2 separate regions of the Homo sapiens genome follow, and region 2 is linked to region 1. A link is a loop called in an ENCODE intact Hi-C map of the cell type or tissue named here. Cell type or tissue: PC-3. All regions are shown on one strand.

Region 1 (2,500 bases):
TCAAGGGAAGTAACTTGTTTAATGGACCACTCTTAGTGATATCGAGAATCAACTCCATCTTCTGTTAATGGATTTCATATTAATATTTCATTTCTACAACAGCTTAAAATTATTGCCTTTGTTGCCCAAATGCCAATTAAGTGCTTCCTGCATTTAAATCAAGACCAAGCCCACCAAGAAGCTGACAACTGAAATTTCATGGGGCGGGAGAGGGATAGAGGGATAGAAGCAGAATAGATTTTCTTTTTTTTTTTTTTTTTTTTTGAGACAGAGTTTCACTCTCGTTGCCCAGGCTGGAGTAGAATGGTGCAATCTCAGCTCACTGCAACCTCCGCCACCTGGGTTCAAGTGATTCTCCTGCCTCAGCCTCCCGAAGAGCTGGGATTACAGGCACCCACCACCATGCCCAGCTAATTTTGTATTTTTAGTAGAGATGGGGTTTCTCCATGTTGGTCAGGCTAGTCTCGAACTCCTGACCTCAGGTGATCCACCCGAGACAGCCTCCCAAAGTGCTGGGATTACAGGTGTGAGCCACCGCTCCCAGCCAAATAGATTTTACTCATGGTATCATGAACACAGCCCACTTCTCACACAGCCAAGTCTCCTGGTTTATGTAATTGACTAAGTTTTAGAAGCAACAGAAGGATACTTTGTGAGCAAATCCCAAGTTGAGTTAAGGATAATGGTATTTATCTGTTTCTTAAATTTCTCTATATTGATCATAAATTGCTTCAGTAACTTTCCTAAATTTATATTTGTCAGGTGTCTTGTTTGCCTGAATTTGAGAAGTATTTACCCAACTGTTACAGACCCCAAAGGCCATGGTTTACGAAGCATGACTTACAACAAATTTACTTCCAGTTCAGCCTCAATTTCGAATTTTAATATACTATTTACGATTAGTATTAGATGTATCTTTAGTAAAATAAGGAGGATTTCAGATTTTAAAATTTTGAGATTAACAATTTAAAAAGGACAAAGGAGAAAAGTCACTGCTGAGTGTTTTTACAAATGCTCGTCTAAACAGTTCCTGTTATTTCCCTTGTCCATTTTGAATCATATCCTGTGATTCAAGTTCAGGCATAATAGTTTTGCACAGCTCTTATGCCATTGAGAATCGCCATGTAATGCTGTTTTTACAGCACTGCAAGCAGTCTGAAGTAACACAGACATCTGCATCTACAGCAAGTTGAGGAATACCTGTGAATGCTGCCAAGCCTCCTGTAGAATAGATTAAGGGTGTATACTTTCAAGAGGCAGTTAGAGCACAATTGGCAAGCATGAGGCAGTACACTGGGAGGAAGCTGAGATTATGCACAGTTGCACACAATGATTCATAAACAGTATGTGAGGCTCAGTTGGCATGGTCTTCTGGCTATAGCAAGCCATGCTCTTCAAAGCTTATCTGTGGTCAATCTCTGATATAGACTGACCAAACTATTTCCTGCAAATTTTGCCATGAACCACAGGGTGAAGATGAATAAGCAATAAAGAGCTTGGAAAGCTTACTCAGGTGTCTCCATAGAAATAGTCTAAAAGGATCTAGAAACTAAAGGAATATTGTTTTATCACTACCAATGATAAAACTGAGTATGTAAAAATGAAAGGTTTAAAAACCATTGAAACCATTAGGTAAATTTGATCACCAACTAAGAGGCTACAGTAATGAAGACAGAATAGATTTTTTTTTTTTTTTTTTTTTTGAGACGGAGTTTCACTCTTGTTGCCCAGGCTGGAGTACAATGGTGCAATCTCAGCTCACTGCAACCTCTGCCACCTGGGTTCAAGTGATTCTCCTGCCTCAGCCTCCGGAGTAGCTGGGATTACAGGCACAAATTTGGTGATTTGGTAATTATTATTCAGTTTTTAGATGTAAGAATAGTGTTGTGCTTCTATTTTGTAAGATTTCTAATCTGTATAAATGAGTAATGATTGTAGTTACTCTGATTTCTGGAATTTTCTTCAAAATAATCCATTAGATGGAGAAGAGGAGGAGGGGACGACAGATGGGCCTGAGTTGACATTGTCCAAGTTATGTCATAGACGCATGAAGGTCCATGATCCTTGATATTCTACTTCGTATAGCTTTAAAATTTCCCACAGTAATAAGTTAAATATGCTTTTAGAAAAAAACTTTATTACTTGTCTAAGGAATCTTTTGATTTTTTTGATTTATATGGGTCTTGACATGAGATTGGGAAAGCCGAGCTCACATTATTTATTGTTTTTGTTTTGTTTTTTGTCTTTTTATTTTATTTTTTAAATTATTTATTTATTTATTTATTTATTTATTTTGAGACGGAGTCTCGCTCTGTCACCCAGGCTGGAGTGCAGTGGTGCCATCTCGGCTCACTGCAGCTTCTGCCTCCCGGGTTCAAGCGATTCTTCTGCTTCAGTCTCCAAAACAGCTGGAACTAAAGGGGTGCACTGCCATGCTCGGCTAATTTTTTTGTATTTTTAGTAGAGATGGGGTTTCGCCATGTTGGCCACGCTGGCCTTG
Region 2 (2,500 bases), 48 kb after region 1:
AGGTAAATTTTATAGCATATATAGATATAAGATGTGTGACAAGAAGAGCTTGGATGATGGTGGGCAGGTGAGTGAGACTGCAATCTCATAATTCTGTTACATCTGGAAAGTGGAGTGTTATGAGAGTGGCAGGAGGCAGCAAGCATGAGTTATAACATGTGAATTGTGAACTGTAGGGTGTGGAGTATAAGGTGTGAAATGGTAAAATGCTGACTCTACATAATCTTTGATAAATTGACGATTCATATTGTCAGCCCTAGGGCAACCACTAAAAATAAGTTAAAAATATGTCTAGTGCAGAATTGCAGTGCAGAGAATAAAGCGGAATTCTAAGAATAAGTTACATAAAATAAAAGCAGTTAAAGGGCAATAAAGGAACAAACAGAAGTGACAAATGAAAGAAAATCACAAAATTGAATGATTAAATCCAACTATGTCTACAATGACGTTAAACTTAATTAGACTAAAGATCTCATCAGAAGGCATATTTTTTCACATTTGATAAAAAGCAATATATATACTTCCTAAAAGACAAGCTATTTTAAAAAAAGACAAATTCCTTGAATTACAAGGAAAGAAAATGTACAACATGCAAACCAATAAAAGTATGCTAACATAGCTATATCAACATAATAAAAGCAGACTTCACAATAAAGAGTATTAAAGAGAAAAAGAGAATTATAAGGAAGATATACTATCCTAAATAAATATATATCTATTGGCAAAGCTTGAAACCTCAAGCTTTATTAAGAAGTGAACTAAAACGAATAACAGTAAACACTATCCTTGAACTAAAATAGGTGAACTAAAACAAGTTCACAATCAGTATTTGATAAAACAATTAGACAAACTGTCAATATACAAAAAATTATATATATAATTATATATTATATATTATATATAATAGTAAGTATATATAAAACTGTCAGCATGCGGGGCTGAGAATGATGGCTTCTGGCTTAAACCATGTCCCTGCAAAGGACATGAACTCATTTTATTTATGGTTGCATAGTATTCCATGGTGTATATGTGCCACATTGTCTTTATCCAGTCTATTGTTGATGGGCATTTGGGTTGGTTCCAAGTCTTTGCTATTGGAAATAGTGCTGCAATAAACATACGTGTGCACGTGTCTGTATAGTAGAACGATTTATAATCCTTTCGGTATTCTCAGCAAACTAACACACACACATAAATCCAAACACCGCATGTTCTCATAAGTGGGAGTTGAACAATGAGAACACGTGGACACAGGGAGGGGAACAACACACACCGGGGCCTGTCGAGGGGGTGGGGGGCTACAGGAGTGAGGGCATTAGGACAAATACCTAATGCATGTGGGGCTTAAAACCTAGATGTCGGGTTGACAGTTGCAATAAACCACCATGGTACATGTATACCTATGTAACAAACCTGCATGTTCTGCACATGTATCCCAGAACTTAGAGTAAAAACAGAAAAATGATATAGGATATAAAGACTCACTTACACATACACACACACATACACATGTATTGGAAACATAATAATTTTTATATATCACAAGTTAATAATAAGGAAACAAACAATCCAAGTATTTTTTTAAAAGCATGGCAAACTATTTGAACAGACAAAGATATTCAGGTATTAAGATTTTTCTTAATCTTAGACATGAAAAGATGTTCCGCTTTACTCATCATGGAAGTGCTAACTAAAATTAAAATGAGAAACACTTCACACACTCGATTAGCTAAAATTAAAAAGGCTGACACTACCAAAAATTAATGAGGATGTGGAGCACGTGGAATCCACATACCTTGCTGGTGGGAATGTAAAACTCCACACCCACTGTAGAAAATAGTTCTGTACCTTTTATAAAATGAAACCTATGAGCCAGAAAGTCCAGTCCAATGTATTTATCTATGACAATGTTAAAAATGAGCAAACAACAATGTACCCAAAGCCTCATATACTAGTGTTTGGAGCAGCTTTATTCATAATAGTCACACTGGAAACAACCCAAATGCCTGTCCACCGGTAATTTACGCTAAACGTTGCGATGAAACACCATTCAGCAGTAAAAAGGGGCACACTTTTTGTGTGTATCTAACACACCACAATATTAATGAATCTTAAAAGCATAAAGCCAATTGAAAGAAGTCAGATACAAAAGAGTATGTTCTATATGATTCAATTTATGTGAAGTTCTAAAACATGCAAAACTTATAATGGTGAAAACCAGCTCAGGCCACCTGGGGTGGGGTAGGGGGTAGACAGAGGGATGTGAAGGGACAGGTGAGAGCATTCTGAAGACATGGAAGTGCTCTGTGTCTGGATCAAGGTGGTGGTCACATGTGTCAAAACTCATCAGTCTATACATTAAAAACACGTGCATTTAATTTAAGGTAGACTGTTGCCAATAAAGTTTATTTTAAGATAAGTAAGTTAATTTTTTAAAAGGAGACATAGATCTCCAGATCTATTTTGGATAAGTTCCAAAATGTAGTTAGCAGACCATTAG

The links. Hi-C counts contacts between places; a loop is a spot of excess contacts. Peaks named below come from ENCODE experiments on the same cell type or tissue, not always from the same donor. Only the 100,000 strongest peaks of a DNase experiment are listed, where the experiment ranks them.
Region 2: a loop joins it to region 1, with 3 times the contacts of the local background. A loop is called at or near these places in 5 of 110 quality-filtered maps.

What each region holds. Positions count from the first base shown.
Region 1 is chr10:4,703,035-4,705,534 of GRCh38, forward strand. No RefSeq gene overlaps it. Among named protein-coding and RNA genes, the nearest start is that of MANCR, 26 kb to the left of the region's middle. In PC-3, no CTCF peak of the experiment used is centred here; a DNase peak (open chromatin) is centred at 1,357; H3K27ac peaks cover 2,376 bases.
Region 2 is chr10:4,751,208-4,753,707 of GRCh38, forward strand. The region is part of intron 2 of LOC105376375 (a long non-coding RNA gene); the gene reads right to left. Among named protein-coding and RNA genes, the nearest start is that of AKR1E2, 74 kb to the right of the region's middle. In PC-3, no CTCF peak of the experiment used is centred here; no DNase peak of the experiment used is centred here.